Regions from separate parts of the Homo sapiens genome. Here region 1 is linked to region 2. The links are chromatin loops, found by intact Hi-C in ENCODE. Cell type or tissue: PC-9. All regions are shown on one strand. Each heading gives the region's core, and the rest is flanking DNA. Links, peaks and the distances in the headings are about the cores only. Region 1 overlaps SMG6 (SMG6 nonsense mediated mRNA decay factor). Region 2 overlaps SGSM2 (small G protein signaling modulator 2).

Evidence for each region. Peaks named below come from ENCODE experiments on the same cell type or tissue, not always from the same donor. Only the 100,000 strongest peaks of a DNase experiment are listed, where the experiment ranks them.
Region 1: a loop joins it to region 2, with 8 times the contacts of the local background. A loop is called at or near these places in 1 of 110 quality-filtered maps.

The regions. Positions count from the first base shown.
Region 1 is chr17:2,097,020-2,105,345 of GRCh38, forward strand. All of the region lies in intron 13 of SMG6 (SMG6 nonsense mediated mRNA decay factor), which reads right to left. It overlaps SMG6-AS1 (SMG6 antisense RNA 1), which reads left to right. Exons shown (of 2, transcript NR_199038.1): 2 at 4,103-5,284. Among named protein-coding and RNA genes, the nearest start is that of SMG6-AS1, 11 kb to the left of the region's middle. In PC-9, for the core only: no CTCF peak of the experiment used is centred there; DNase peaks (open chromatin) are centred at 4,582 and 6,122; H3K27ac peaks cover 2,294 bases.
Region 2 is chr17:2,356,284-2,364,609 of GRCh38, forward strand. It overlaps SGSM2 (small G protein signaling modulator 2), which reads left to right. Exons shown (of 24, transcript NM_014853.3): 3 at 5,354-5,516; 4 at 5,826-5,987; 5 at 6,555-6,622; 6 at 6,706-6,851; 7 at 7,182-7,316; 8 at 7,776-7,900; 9 at 8,313-8,326. Among named protein-coding and RNA genes, the nearest start is that of SGSM2, 23 kb to the left of the region's middle. In PC-9, for the core only: no CTCF peak of the experiment used is centred there; DNase peaks (open chromatin) are centred at 3,248 and 5,268; H3K27ac peaks cover 3,016 bases.

The DNA of each region.
Region 1 (8,326 bases), core at 223-8,222, 260 kb before region 2:
AGAGAACCTCCTCTAAATACCCCTCAGTGATCCAAGTCTTTCTTGACTACTTCTGGTGGAGAGGACTCAAGGCCCTGGAGTAGTTTTTAAAATCAATCATTACTTAACATTGAAGAAATATATAATTTTTCTTTTCTTTTCTTTTTTTTTTTTAGACAGGGTCTCTCTCTGTCCACCCAGGCTGGTGTGCAGTGGCACAATCACGGCTCACTACAGCCTCGACTTCCTGGGCTTAGGTGATCCTCCCACCTCAGCCTCCCAGATAGCTGGGACCACAGGTGCGAGCCACCACACCTGCTAATTTCAGGGTTTCACCATGTTGGCATGGCTGGTCTTGAACTCTTGGCCTCAAGCAATCTGCTTGCCTCCGCCTCCCAAAGTGCTGGGATGATAGGCATGAGTCACCACGTCCAGCCAATCATTTTTATTGTCTACACTAACAGACTTTTTTCCTGACCATTCTGTATGAGGTGTGTTACTGTGTTGAATCTGTAAGGGGGCATATTTCCTACCAGAAGGCCATTCTATTTTTGGACTTTTCTAATTGCTAGAAATGTTTACACCTTTTAAACCCAGATCTGCCTCCCAATGCTTCTAATTCGGTTCTCTGGGGCCATGTAAAAAAACAAAAAACAAAAGAAAACAAACTCAAATTCTGCTTTTATCTGACTGGCCTCAAATTATGAGGTCTGCTGTGTTATACACCTTCTCTAGGCTAAACAGTCCCACTTCCTTCAACTGTGCCTCACTCCAACTGTCTCCTAAACATCCTGCTTATTCTTTCACTAAGACTTTCACTAAGACTAAAGTGTCTCCCACAGTGAGTGCCCACGTGACCTGGTAGCAGAGCAGAGAGTAGACCATTCCCTCCCATTTCTATCGGGGATACTCAATTTTAATAATAGACTTAACAGCATTACTGTTGTTGTCCCCACCTTGCACTACTGATAAACTGTGAGCTTCTTTTTTCCTTTTCTTGGGGGGCGGGGGACAGGGTCTTGCTCTGTCCCTCAGGCTGGAGTACAGTGACGAGATCATGGTTCACTGCAGCCTTGACTTCTCAGACTCAGGTGATCCTTCCGCCTCAACTTCCTCAGGAGCTGGGACTACAAGCACGTGCCACCACACCTGGCTGTGTGTTCTGTAGAGACGGGGTTTCACCATATTGCCCCAGTTGGTCTTGAACTCCAGTTCAAGTTTAAGGAATCCTCCTGCCTCAGCCCCCCAAAGTGTTCGGACTACAGGTGTGAGCCACTGTGCCCTGCCAATTGTGAGCTTCTAATCAACAAATCCCCAAATTGTTTTCACATATGTTGCTAAATCCTATCTCCCTTTATGGAGTACAAGCCCTCCACCAACTATTCCCTTTCACATCTTTTCCTTCACCAAGGTCTTCTCCCCATGCCTGAAGAAATCCGATTATTTACCATTGTGCTGCATGCTACATGCTAAGTGTGGCTGACTTTTTGGACCAGGGTAGGGTTTTACATTCTTTCTTTTCTGATTTCATCTTGTCATTTACTTCTCCCCATTGCAACCTATTAAGTTCTCTTTGGATCCTAAATTTTTCATCTAAGAATGCATTCCCTTCTCAGGTTTATGTTACATACTTTTTGTTGTTGTTGTTGTTGAGACAGTCTCGGTCTTGTTGCCCAGGCTGGAGTGCAATGGCGTGATCTCGGCTCACTGAAACCTCTGCCTCCTGTGTTCAAGTGATTCTCCTGCCTCAGCCTCCCGAGTAGCTGGGATTACAGGCACCCGCCACCATGTCCAACTAATTTTTGTATTTTTAATAGAGACGGAGCTTCCCCATGTTGGTCAGGCTGGTCTCAAACTCCTGACCTCAGGTGATCCACCCGCCTCAGCCTCCCAAAGGGCTGGAATTACAGGCGTGAGCCACCGTGCCTGGCCATGTTACATGAATTTTATCAGTTGGTTTTATTTACAATTCTTAATATCTTTCTCCCATTAATCTGTCGTGTTTTTTTCTCCTAAGTAAGATTCTTGAGGGGAGGCACTAGTGTGTGTGTTTGTGTGTGTGCTTAAAATAAAATCTATCTGCAGTATTTAACATGCACTATGGATACCTGAACAATGTGGATGAGTGATCGTGGGGGTCAGATGGCAGCCTCAGGACAATCCCAGAGGACATCACGGAGGTGGTGCGGCCATACTGCCTATACTGTGTCAATCATGCTCCCCGAAGCTGTGCAACACAGACACCTGGACACACTCGGAGATGCTACCTTCTGTTTGGGGGGTGCTCCTCATGGGGGTTTGGACTCAATAAGGAATAGGGACTCCTCTTTGACAGGCTGCCTCCAGTTTCTCATGTGAAACCAGATACCAGAAGAAGCCACGCTCTGGGCAGGTCTTAACTCCATGGAGGCTGTTGTACCAGGTCAAGGTAAAATGTACCTCCTAAGAAGTGACATTTAATGATCTTCAAAGCACTGATGTCATGCTTTGAAAAAAAAAAATTACATCCACATCTGAAGAACCCCCACAGCATATTAAAAAATGTAGTATGCAGACATTCTCTGAGATTTGGGCTGAGGTAGAAAGCCATTTTAAGTTGCATTTTCAGGTTCTATGTTTCTGGAGTCCTGAATCACAAACATGACCCATGCCTCATAGTTGGAGACAAGAGAAGCTTTGTTAACGAAAACGAACTAGCCTATCCATAGCTCGGGATAACGTGTAAGTCAGCAAATGGCTGCCATACAGAACCAGCTCAATCAGTGTCAGTTCTCCCTTCTTCACATCTGAACATGAAAAGGCATTTTTTCAAAACCAACTGTATCACAATCACACGCTGAGCTTATTAAAAATGCAGATTCCCGAACTCCACTTTTTTTCTGGAGACTGGGTCTCACTCTGTCGCCCAGGCTGGAGTGCAGTGGTGAGATTTCCGCTCACTGCAACCTCTGCCTTCTGGGCTCAAGTGATCCTTCCATCTCAGCCTCCTGAGTAGCTGGGACTACAGGTGCCTGCCACCATGCCCAGGTAATTTTTATCTTTTTTTTTTTTTTTTTCGAGACAGTGTCTTGCTTTGTTGCCCAGGCTGGCGTGCAGTGGCACAATCTTGGCTCACTGAAATCTCCACCTCCCAGATCTAAGCAATTCTTCTGCCTCAGCCTCCTGGGCAACAGGGATTACAGGCAAGTGCCACCATACCCAGCTAGTTTTTGTATTTTTTGTAGAGATGAGGTTTTGCCATGTTGGCCAGGCTAGTCTCAAACTCCTGGCCTCAAATGACTCGCCCGCCTCGGCCTTCCAAAGTGTTCAAGTACAGGAGTGAGCCACCGTCCCTGGCCTAATCTTTGTATTTTTTTTAGAGATGGGTTTTCACCACATTGGCCAGTCTGGGCTTGAACTCCTGGCCTCAAGTGATCTGCCCTCCTTCACCTACCAAAGTGCTGGGATTATAGGCATAAGCCACTGGTGCCCGACTTTGTTTGTTTTCTTTTTACCTAACACTACTCCTTGGCTATGGATTCCACTTTGAATTCAATGAATTAGTATTTCTTGAGATAGGACCTTAGAATGTGTACTTTTAAACATTTTATTCTATGAGACAGGGTTTTGCTCTCTCACCTAGGCTGGAGTGCTGTGGTGTAAACACGGCTCACTGCAGTCTCAACCTATCGAGTAGCTGGGAATACAGGCGCACACCATCACATCCAGCTAATTTTTAAAAAATGTTTTGTAGAGATGGGGTCTCGCGATATTGAACAGGCTGGTCTTGAACTCCCAGGCTCAAGAGATCCCCCTGCTTCAGCTTCCCAAAGTGCTAGGATTACAGGTGTGAGCCACAGCACCTGGCCAGAATGTATTGCACAGGCTGGTCTTGAACTCCTAGGCTCAAGAGATCCCCCTGCTTCAGCCTCCCAAAGTGCTGGGATTACAGGTGTGGGCCACAGCACCTGGCCAGAATGTGTGTAAGTGTTCCAGGTACTTATGAACACTGAGTTTTAGAATTACTGCTTTAAAGGATGGAAGGTTAGGTCAAAGTGGTCACAATTTTACTAGACTCTTCAAAATGCAACTCTATTTTTCAAAGGTGCAAACACTACTACTATCTATATATTTTTTGAGACAGGGTCTTGCTCTGTCACCCAGGCTGGAGTACAGTGGCGTGATCAAAGCTCACTGCAACCTTGAACTCCTGGACTCAAGTAATCCTCCTGCCTCAGCCTCCCAAGTGGCTGGGACGACAGTCATGCATCACCATGCCCAGCTAATTTTTGAATTTTTATTTTTGTAGAGATGGGGCCTCGCTATGCTGCCAGGACTGGTCTTGAACTCCTGGTCTCAAGCAGTCCTTCTGCTTTGGCCTCCCAAAGTGTTGGGGTTACAGCCGTGAGCCACTGCACCCAACCTACTTTATATTTTTCATGATACTTTTAGGATCTAGAAATCCTCTGCACTCTTTGATGCAGTTACTACATCCAGATGATGTAGATGAGGAAACTAAAATTCAAATAAATTCAATGACATTCTCAGGAGAACTAAGATCCAAAGCCAGATAAAATGACTTCCTCATTCAAGGTTTACCAGCTCACCAGCGCTACCTTCCTGGAAGAGTGCCATCGGCCTTCCGGGACGTAATAAAACCTGCTGCATGCCTCACTCACCCTTCGCAGCCACAGCGAACACCGAGCGAATGGTTACTACAAGCCAGGCACTGTGCCAAATGCTTTACACGAACCAACTCGTGATCCCCACAACCTCATGAAGTAGATACTGTCACTGCTTCGATTATAGAGGTGAGGAAATTAAGGCACAGAGAAGTAACTTGCTCAGGAAATGCAGCCAGTAACTGCAGGGGCCGGACTGTTCTAACTGCCACAGCTCTCCATGATCCAGAACATTCACAGGTGTTTCAGAGACCCTCACCATCTCCCCAAGGAGAAAGCTCTTCTCTTGCCTGGAAATTCACAGAAGAAGAGAAAAAGGCAGCCTCTCAGAGCTGATTTCTTGAAGACTGAACTCTTCTGGGCATGGTGCACTCCTCCTGGGTGGGTGACACGCCACAGTCTAGGACAAGCAGGGCCTAGTGGAACGACAGTGTCGTGGCCTCCTAACTTGTGTGCTCTCAGGCAAATTACTGAGCCCTGTCTGCAAGATGCTAATAACTCTGAAGATCTATATTCCTAGTCCTTTACAAAATTTTATTATAAATTGACAATTTATATTTGTGTTTATTTACAAGGGTACAAAGTGATATATTTTATGAATACAATGTATAATAATTAAACCCAGCTAATTAACATACCCATCACCTCAAATACTTATCATTTTATTGTGGTGAGAAAATTTGAAATTTACTCTTAAAGGAATTTTTTTTTCTTTTAGACAGGGTCTTGCTCTGTCACCCAGGCTGGAGTGCAGTGGTGTGATCAAGACTCACTGCAGTCTTCACTTCCCAGGCTCAAGTGATCTTCCCGCCTCAGCCTCCCAAGTAGCTGGGACTACAGGCGTGGACCACCACATCCTGCTAATTTCATTTTTTTTTTTTTTTTTTTTTTTTTTAGAGATGAGGTCTCACTATGTTGCCCAGGCTGGTTTGAGCTCCTGGTGTCAAGTGATCATCCTGCCTCAGCCTCGCAAAATGTTGGGATTACAGTTGTGAGTGACCACGTCTGACCTCTTAAAGCAATTTTAAATGTACAGTGCTGTATTTTTATGCTCACCATGCTGTTCAACAGATCTCAGAAAAACACACACCCATCTTTCTCCCATGGAACTGACGCTTTGAACCCTTTGACCATCATCTCCCCATTTCCCAGCCTCTGTAGCCACCATCCTACTCTCTGCTTTTATGAGCTGGACTCTTTCAGATTCTACATGTAAGTGAGAACATATGGTATGTGTCTTTCCGTGCCTGGCTTATTTCACTCAGCATAATGCTCTTCAATTCCACCCATGTTGCTGAAAACAACAGAATTTCTTTTTAAAGGCCAAATAGTACTCCATTGTGTGTATGTCCCACCTTTTCTTTATCCATTCATCTGTTGATGGACACTCAGACTAATTCCATAACTTGGTTATTGTGACTAATGCTGCAGTGAACCTGGGAGTCCAGACATCTCTTCAACCAACTGATTTCAAATCTTTTGGGTGAATGCCCAGAATTGGGATTACTCTCTTTCCATTCTTACAGGTTTCTGTGATTCTGGGCAGTCATCTTGGAAAGGAGGAAAGGATCGTTCTGCCACTGAGCTTGATGGAGGAGCTCAGCTCTGTCATAGGGGACAGTGCCAAGAGCTGGGCTTGGCCTTTTTGGAAGGGTTAAAGATTCAGAATGCGAACTAACAGTGAGAGGCTAGAGATTACTCTGATGGAAAAGGGTGGTATAGGTTACTCTCATATGATAAGCCACTCAGGAAGACTTGGAGGGTTTTATGGAATCATTAGCACAGAGCTCCCCTCTGGCCACAGAGCAGAGGAAGAAACAGCGGACCAGTTTATAAAGCTACAGAGCGGAAAATTTCTGTTGCTGTCCAAACTAAGTTTTTGGCTTTCTGTGAAGCTTGGAAAGACTTATACTGATGTTTTAATCACCTGTTTAGTGTTCTGAGGACTCTTGTCAGCGGCCTCACTGAGCTTGCTCCAGCAGGCAGTGGGGAACGGCTGGCTCTCGCCCCACGCTCTTCTTGTGAGCTGTTTCTTTCCCATGACCACCTCCAACACCCTGTAGCTCCCATTGGGCCACTTGGAGGGTATAAGCCAAACCTGTGAGCCCTATAGGAGACTGAGCACACTCTTTTGGGCTAACTCATCACCGGATCTAAAGTCAGGAAAGACCCCTTAATAAGAGCCTTGGTGCAAAGAGGTAAGAAGTCGTCTCAAGATTAGTCTGCCAGCAACACCTCTGTGATGGCACAGAGAAAGCAGGCTTGACTTCCAGGAGAATCACCATCAACACATTCTTTTTTTTTTTTTTTCAGTTGGAATCTTGTTCTGTAGCCCAGGCAGGAGTGTAATGGCACGATCTCAGCTCACTGCAACCTCTGCTTCCCAGGTTCAAGTCATTCTCCTGCCTCAGCCTCCCGAGTAGCTGGGACTACAGGCGCCCACCACCTCGCCCGGCTAATTTTTTGTATTTTTAGTAGAGACGGGGTTTCACCATGTTAGCCAGGATGGTCTTGATCTCCTGACCTCGTGATCCGCCCACCTCGGCCTCCCAAAGTGCTGGGATTACAGGCGTGAGCCACCGCGCCCGGCCACACCTGGCTAATTTTTGTATTTTTAGTACAGACAGGGTTTCACCATGTTGGCCAGGCAGGTCACGAATTCCTGATTTCAAGGGTTCCGTCTGCCTCAGCTTCCCAAATTGCTGGGATTACAAGCTTGAGCCACTGTGCCTGGCCACCATCCAGACATTCTAAAGCACTTGGGTATTTATTGTGAAAAGAAGTCCTCACAAGTGACAATGCATACTGAACAAATTCAGGGCAGGGAAAGTTCTAGAAAGAAAAACCCATGAGCATGCCAGAAGCTCTTTAAAGAGGTTAAGGGGGTTGAAAAAAAAAAAGGTTCAGGGTAGTGGCAGGTAGAGCAAGTTAGCATCTTACTTCCTCTGCAATTTTCATTGATCACGCTTTCTTGGTGGCCTAAATATCCCATTTTACTGGGAAAGCTGTGGTGTAGATGAAGTGGTGACAGATGGTTACTAGGAATTATGTTATTTCATTTGATTATCATGGTAATCCTGTGAGACAGGAAGAGGAAACTAAAGCTCAGAAAAAGCAAGTGATGAAGTGATGAAGCTGGGCTTTGAACCCAGATTTGTCTTACTCCAAAGTTTGTGCTCAGTTCATTATATTATAATATGGCCTCTTATGAAGGTAATGGCACTTTCACAAAGAGTATAGGGAAAGGTCTCTACTTCAAGTCATCTTTTTTTTTGGGAGACAAGGTCACACTCTGTTGCCCAGGCTGAGTGCAATGGTGTGATCTTGGCTCACTGCAGCCTCAACCTCCCAGGTTCAAGTGATCCTCCCACTTCAGCCTCCTGAACATCTAGGACTACAGGTATGCACCACCACACCCAGCTAATTTTTTTTTTTTTTTTTTTTTTTTGTAGAGATGGGGTCTCACCATGTTACCCAGGCTGCTCTCAAACTCCTGGACTCAAGCAATCCTCCCGCCTCGACCTCCCAAAGTGCTGGGATTACAGGCGTGAGCCACTGCACTCAGCCTACTTCAAGTCTTTCTCACTTAAAAAATATTACACTCAGCCGGGCGTGGTGGCTCACACCTGTAATCCCAGCACTTTGGGAGGCCAAGGTGGGTGGATCACCTGAGGTCAGGAGTTTGA
Region 2 (8,326 bases), core at 75-8,074:
GCAGGGGCCCCATATCTTAGAATGGTGGAATCGGGGTGTAAGAGTTGGGGGAAGGGACCCCATATCTTAGAATGGTGGAATCGGGGTGTAAGGGTTGGGGGAAGGGACCCCATATCTTAGAATGGTGGAATCGGGGTGTAAGGGTTGGGGGCAGGGGCCCCATATCTTAAAATGGTGGAATCGGGGTGTAAGGGTTGGGGGAAGGGACCCCATATCTTAAAATGGTGGAATCGGGGTGTAAGGGTTGGGGGAAGGGACCCCATATCTTAAAATGGTGGAATCGGGGTGTAAGGGTTGGGGGAAGGGACCCCATATCTTAAAATGGTGGAATCGGGGTGTAAGGATTGGGGAAGGGACCCCATATCTTAAAATGGTGGAATCGGGGTGTAAGGGTTGGGGGAAGGGACCCCATATCTTAAAATGGTGGAATCGGGGTGTAAGGATTGGGGAAGGGACCCCATATCTTAAAATGGTGGAATCGGGGTGTAAGGGTTGGGGGAAGGGACCCCATATCTTAAAATGGTGGAATCGGGGTGTAAGGATTGGGGAAGGGACCCCATATCTTAAAATGGTGGAATCGGGGTGTAAGGATTGGGGAAGGGATCCCATATCTTAGAATGGTGGAATCGGGGTGTAAGGGTTGGGGGAAGGGACCCCATATCTTAGAATGGTGGAATTGGGGTGTAAGGGTTAGGGAAGGGACCCCATATCTTAGAATGGTGGAATTGGGGTGTAAGGGTTGGGGTGCCCATAGGATTCCATCAGCATCTGTGGTCTCCAGCCGTGTGTAGCATTTGTTAGGCTGCAGAACTTGATGGCTTTGAGGTCACATCGGGGCTGGTGAAGGGAGCCCCAGGGCTAGTCTGGGTCTGTAGTTCCTGGCCTTTCCCTGGGAAGATGGCTCCAGACCTTTGTAGGGGTGTCCAACAGTGTGCTGGAGTTAAATGCAGTTATGCTCCTGCCCACTCAGAGTTGCAGTTCCTTGAGCCTTGCTGTCAGCAGGATGGGATGGGCTGACAGGGTAGAGAATGTACCTGGGCTCAGCTGGCCCAGACTCCAAAGGCCACCAGAAAACCAGGGTGACAAATGCCCATCATTCAACGAGTGGATAAAGAAACTGATAAATACATACAGTGGAATACTACTCAGCCATAAAAAGGAATACATTCATGGCATTCGCAGCAACCTGGATGGGATTGGAGACTATTATTCTTTTTATTTTATTTTCTTGAGATGGAGTTTTTGCTCTTGTCACCCAGGCTGGAGTGCAATGGCGCGATCTCAACTCACTGCAACCTTTGCTTCCCAGGTTCAAGCAATTCTTCTGCCTCAACCTCCCAAGTAGCTGGGACTACAGGTGCCCACCACGACACCCGGCTAATTTTTGTATTTTTAGCAGAGACGGAGTTTCACCATATTGGCCAGGCTGATCTCGAACTCCTGACCTCAGGTGATCCGCCCACCTCGCCTCCCAAAGTGCTGGGATTACAGGTGTGAGCCACCATGCCCAGCCACTAAAGTCATGTTTCTCTCTTCTCCATTTTGATTCATTTGCCCAAACCTTTCCATGCCAACCAGTGTTGGTTTTTATTAATTAGTCCACATTTTTTCTCATATGAAATAAGCCAAATAATGTCAGGGTCATCACCTTGTGGTGGTGCACCCAGGGTGGCCGTAGCTGGTGCTGGGACCCACTGGATCAGGGGTCCTGAAGCCTTCACAGGTGGGAGCCCAGGGCCCAGACAGCTCAGTCAGCAGGCAGGTAGGTTCAGCTAACCTGGTGCTTTAGCCCTGCAAGTATCTCCTGCCACCACCCTCCACCCTGGGAGGTGGGGTCACAGTGGGGACCTGGGGAAGGAAGGAGTAAGGGGAGTAAGGCCCTGGAGTTCTGCTTGGTGCTCTGGGCCTCCAGTCAGAACGGGGGATAAGCTTGGGCCGTCATGTGGACTCTCCCTGGGGAAGGGTCCTTCACCGTCCCGTGTCTGTGAGACACGTCCCCGGGGAAGGAGGACACTGTTGCTGCCGGCTTTGCAGGCAGTTCTGAGTGTGGTATTCACTAGATGCGGGATGGCATGTGTTTATGTCTCCATGTATGTTTCAATTAGTGACAATGCCTGGGTTTCTGCTCGACTCAGAAGTCTCAGAGCCAGGCTCAGTGGCTCAAGCCTGTAATGCCGGCGCTTTGGAAGGCTGAGGTGGAAGGATCACTTGAGCCAGGCATTGGAGACCAGCCTAGGCAACATAGTGAGACCTCAGTCTCTACAAAAAATTTTTAAAAATTAGCCAAGCTTAGTGACCCAAGCCTGTAGTCCCAGCTGCTTGAGAGGCTGAGGTGGGAGGATGGCTTGAACCCAGGAGGCTGAGACTGCAGTGAGCTGTGGTTGCACCGTTGCACGCCAGACCAGGCAATAGAGTGAGACCCGGTCTCAAAAAAAACGGCTTCTTAATCTTTTTTGGGTCAGAAGCTGAGAACCACAGACCTACTATCCAGGAAAAAAAGCACTCTCCTAATCATTCTAGAGCACCTCAACAATTTGCATTCAAATTGCTCCCAATATCAGGGAGGGGCTCTTTTTTGTTGTTGTTGTTGTTTTTTTTTTTTTTTTTTTTTGAGACAAAGTCTCGCTGTGTTCCCCCAGGCTGGAGTGCAGTGGCGCCATCTCGGCTCACTGCAACCTCTGCCTCCCAGGTTCAAGTGATTCTCCTACCTCAGCCTCCCAGGTAGCTGGGACTTCAGGTGCCCCCTACCACGCCCAGCTAATTTTTTGTATTTTTAGTAGAGATGGGATTTCACCGTGTTAGCCAGGATGGTCTCAATCTCCTGACCTCATGATCCGCCTGCCTCGGCCTCCCAAAGTGCTGGGATTACAGGCGTGAGCCACGGCGCCCAGACCCAGGGAGGGAGTTTTTGGAGCCCCAGAAGCCCATTCACAAAGTCCTCTCGGGGCCATAGTTCTCAAGTAGTGGTGTCACTATTATTATTTTGTCTGCACACTGCACGCGATAACATATTCATCACACGTGCACACTCTCGGTGGGGAACACCTTGTGGGCATGGCATAGGACAAGTGCAGTGTGAACAGTTACTGGCCGGGAGCCCACAGAGCTGAGTCAGTAATGCCTGGCCTAATGGCCTAACTGGTCTTAGCTTGGAAAGTCGATGCATGAGAGGGATTTCTCCTTCCCCAGACACTGCCTGGCACCTTGCCTGGGTTGCACAGAAGGAAATTAGGGACCGTGGGGTAAAGGGGGGACTGAGCGTGATGCCTGGCTTCTCTCAGTATTCCTTAGTTGCAGTAATTGCTTAGGAATGCCTCCTCTCACCCGAGAGAACCCCATGGCTGTGCTCAGAGGCTGGCCGGGAAGGTAGGCGAGGCCACCCCGATGGGAGTGCTGGGGCCGGCCACTCCCCAGTCCCCACGGCCTGGCTGCTTTTGCGGTCGCCTAGGGAAGGTGGGGAAGCGAATGACTCATTATCCCGGCAATTAATCACACCACTGAGGCATGTGATCCGTGCAGGACATGTGCCACCTGCTGCCCCTCTGTCCTGTTCAGTGCTGCTTCTCTCCCCACTCTGAATGGGAAGTGCAACCCCAGGAAATGATCACCCCCTTTCCACAGGCACGGAATTGTAGCTGCAGCAGCCCAGGACCAAGAGACTGGGACAAAAGGGTCATTCGCCTGTATATCCCAGGGCCACACAAGACCTCCAGGGACCAGGGGGAATGATCATGGAGAGGAGCATGTGGACGCTTAAGCCAAAGATTTCCCCATGTGGGCCGGGCGCGGTGCCTCACGCCTGTAATCCCAGCACTTTGAGAGGCCGAGGCGGGCGGATCACTTGAGGTCAGGAGTTCGAGACCAGCCTGGCCAACGTGGCGAAACCCCGTCTCTACTAAAATACAAAAATTAGCTGGGCATGGTGGTGTGTGCCTGTAGTCTCAGCTACTCGGGAGGCTGAGGCGGGAGAATCACCTGAACCACAGAGGTCAGCTCTCAGCTGCTGTGAGCTGAGATTCCACGATTGCACTCCAGCCTGGGCATCAGAGTGGGTCCCTGTCTCAAAAATAAAAATAAAAAAACCTTGACAGACCTCAATTTCCCTGTCTCCACCCACTTCTGGGGCAGCCTTGGATCGTCTCTCCAGTGCACCCTCTTCCTGTCCCTGTCGGGGAGAGGTCCTGCTGAAAGCCAGCTCTTAGAGGCTAGCTGTAGAACTGTATCTGAACCAACAGGGTGAGGAGTCAGGAACTGACCTAGACCCAGCACCTCCTGAGAGCCAGACCCCGCATGGGTGATTTCACATCCTCCGTCTCATGTGACATCTCACACTAGCCCTCTTCCCATTTCACAGAGGATACAACTGAGTCTCAGAGCAAGTGACCGTGCCAAGCTCAGACTTTGTTCTGTCTGACTGTCTCCAGCACAGCTCACTGTTTCCAGTCCGTGTGAAAAAACCACCTCCTTCTCCCCTCAGTGTCCCTGCCCCCAACCAGACACACCTGGACGTGGCAAAAGGGGCTCGGGCCGAGGCTTGGAGCCCTGGGTCCTCATCCTGGTGGCTCTGCCATGTTGTGACTGTGATCGAGTTTCTTCCCCTCTTTGGGCCTTTCCCTCCTCACCTGTAAAACTGTTAGTTTGGCCCAATCATGTAGAAGCTTCTCCGCCCCACACACATACACACTCCTGTCTTTAGAGTCTGTCTGGGCACAGGGCAGCTCCCTACTGTCTCCTACCAAGCCCTTCTTTTCTTCCTGCAGGGTCTGTCTGTGGAAAGTCCAGACAGAGACTAAGCCTAACCCTAAACCATGAATGAATGGAGGGAAGCCCTCCTAGCATGGAAAAGAGAAATCTCTCCCTCAGCTGCTGGGCTCATCAGTCCAGCGGCCACTGTCGGGTCCAAGCTCTGCAGTGACTTCATCAATATTTTAGCTCCTGCAGAGCCCTGTTCCTTAGCAACCGCATCCTCCGTGCCCTCCAGAAAGGCTCCCGAGTCGGGTGTTCCTCACATCCCCGTCCTGTAGGTGCTGTGCCTTGCTGTCAGGTTTGGAGCCACTCATGCCACCCTGAATGGGGAGCTTTGGTCCTCATGACCCCCAGGGGTGAGGCTGCATATAGGAGGTGTGTGCGCACCAGGCGAGGGAGAGGGACAGCTTGGCATGTCAAAGCTCTTCGCCCCGGGCAGGAGCCGAGGGACGGGGAGGGGAATTTTGGAAGGAAGCCAGGGTATCTCCCTGGCCTGCCCTTGGCTTGCCCTTACCCCTTGCCTCACCACAGGTATGGGGAAGAGGAGCTTTTCTTCCTGCTCCCCCGTCTTTCCCAGGCTCAGATGCCGTTTCCCTTTGTGGCCTAGGTGCAGTGGAGGCTTGCCTCTTGCATCAGCTGAGACGCCGTGCCGCTGGCTTCCTGCGCAGTGACAAGATGGCAGCCCTGTTCACCAAGGTGGGGAAGACGTGCCCAGTGGCGGGGGAGATTTGCCACAAGGTACAGGAGCTGCAGCAACAAGCAGAGGGCAGGTGAGCCCTGGGCCAGCCCCTTCTTCCCTCCTTTCAGCTCTTCCCACTTGGCAATTGCTACTTCCTAGGACACCCATCGGAAAGTTGGCATCCTGGGCCTGTTCCTTGCAGGGCCTCTGGGTGAGGGATCAGCTTGAGGGAGGGGATTGGTTCCTTGTGGGCACAAGGCTCTGTACCCCTCCTTCACCTCCCAACCCCAGTCAGTTCTCTGTGCTCCCATCTTGGGGTACCAAGCCCCACTCCCAATGCCAGCATTCTGGGGTTTACCCCTAGACCACTGCACTCCTGGAGCCCTCCCCGCCTTTGCAGGAAACCCTCAGGGGTCAGCCAGGAGGCCCTGCGGAGACAGGGCTCAGCCAGCGGGAAGGCCCCGGCCCTCAGCCCTCAGGCCTTGAAACACGTATGGGTACGCACGGCGCTCATCGAGAAAGTTCTGGACAAGGTCGTGCAATACCTGGCGGAAAACTGCAGGTGACCGCCCCGTTCCCCAAAAACTGCAGGTGACCACCCCGTTCCCCCCAAAACTGCAGGTGACCGCCCCGTTCCCCAAAAACTGCAGGTGACCGCCCCGTTCCCCAAAAACTGCAGGTGACCGCCCCGTTCCCCCCAAAACTGCAGGTGACCGCCCCGTTCCCAAAAACTGCAGGTGACCGCCCCGTTCCCCAAAAACTGCAGGTGACCGCCCCGTTCCCCAAAAACTGCAGGTGACCGCCCCGTTCCCCAAAAACTGCAGGTGACCGCCTCGTTCCCCAAGCAGCCCCTCCCTTGACCCGTCTCCCGACGTCCCTCAGCCCCAGCCCTCAGGATGCTTGCCTGTCCGTGACAGCCTGTAGGCAACCCTCCATCTCCCCGTCCCCTTCGGTGCCCTCAAGGCATTGGCCATACCAGGCACCTCACGAAGCCCAGTCCCTAAGGACTCACTGTTTCTTGATGACTGATCTGAATCTGGTCTTTGTGGGGATGTCCCTACCTGGTGAGCTTGACTGCCCTGGAATGAGCCCCGGAGCCTCGGCAGTCACACTGTCTGTCTCCTGGCAGCAAGTACTACGAGAAGGAGGCACTGCTGGCAGACCCTGTGTTCGGCCCGATCCTGGCCTCTCTTCTAGGTGAGCCTGAGAGCACAGGCACAGTGGGTACGGGGCAGGTGCTGAGGGAGCATCGTCTGGGCTGGCTGTCTCTGTCTCCACAGTGGGACCCTGTGCCTTGGAATACACTAAGCTCAAGACAGCCGATCACTACTGGACTGACCCCTCTGCTGATGAGCTGGTCCAGCGGCACCGCATCCGGGGTCCACCTACTCGCCAGGACTCCCCTGCAAAGCGCCCAGCCCTGGGGGTAGGTGCCCCCTCCCCACCCTTTGGGCTCATCTGGGCTATGCCCATGGGCCTGTAGGGACGGGAAACCGGCCTCTCTACGGGACAGGCCTTGGAGATGCCCCAAGGTAGCGGCTGCCTCAGAAGAGCCTTCTCCGCACAATAAAACTTAACACAAATGCCGGGAGCCCATGCTGGTCCGTGGCTGGAGAGCAGAGGGTGGCTGGGAGTAAACCGGGGCAGGAAGGACCCCTGGGGTCAGCTGGAGAGGGTCAGCATGGAAGCGTGAGGGTTCCCAAGCCTTGAGGCCAGTTTCCCAAGGCTGGAGGCTGAGCCCCGGCCTTCCACACAGATCCGGAAACGGCACTCAAGCGGCAGCGCGTCGGAGGACAGGCTGGCTGCCTGTGCCCGCGAGTGTGTGGAGTCCCTGCACCAGAACTCACGGACGCGGCTGCTCTATGGCAAGAACCACGTGCTGGTGCAGCCGGTAGGAAAGCTTCATCCTGCCATCCCTCCCCGAAGGTCCCCGAACGAGACGACTGGAAGCCTCTAGCCATGGCTATTCCTTTCCTGAGGAGCTTGACCAGAGACGGGGGGGAGAATGGCCCCAGCCTCCCAACTCCCTGTTTCACACGACTCACGCCCAGCCTTTAGTTGGCAGGGGACAGGAATGGCAGCCAGCAGGCGAGGGGAGTCCGCAGTGTGGGTATGGCTGGCCTGGAATGGACCTGGCATCCAGGAGGCTGGCAGGAGAGAGTCAGTGGCACCAGGCTGACCAGGGAAACTGAGTCCTGTTTTCCTGTGCTTCTGCCCCGTCCCTAGTCCAGGACCCCGTGACTAGCCTAGCTTGGCCTCCCCTCCTCCCAGCGGGAGCTCATTTCTCATAGGCCATCCCTGAGAGCCTCTCAGCCCTTCATCGTCGGTCTTCCGGTGTCTCCCGCTGTAGAAGGAGGATATGGAGGCGGTCCCTGGCTACCTCTCCCTGCACCAGTCTGCAGAGAGCCTGACTCTGAAGTGGACCCCCAACCAGCTCATGAATGGGACTCTGGGGGACTCCGAGCTGGAAAAGAGGTGGGGGCTTTGGGACTCAATCCCAGGAGCCAGGGCAGGGAGTGGGTTTGACCTCAGGCAGAGGGATGGAGAAACCCCGCTTGCTCCAGGAGGCCAACCTCACTCTTTATTTGGACGCCAAGAATAGCAGGGAGCGGCTGCCTGGAGTGATTCCCAAGCTCTCTAGGACGGAGCCAAGCCTGGCCGTGAAGAGGTTTGTCTGAGCCAAGCTCTCAGCGGCTGAGACGGACAGCTGTCCATGTGCCGAGCGGGCAGCACAGATCTCAGGGGTCATGGCTGGCTGTGTGCACCTCTTGGCTATGGTCATCCTATCTTCAGGGGAGTTTCGTGGGGTGGTAGGACCAGGAGACAAGGAAGGAAGGAAGGATGGCAGGTCTTTGGACACAGTGACAGCAGTCTGGTTCCTTTCTAGCGTTTACTGGGACT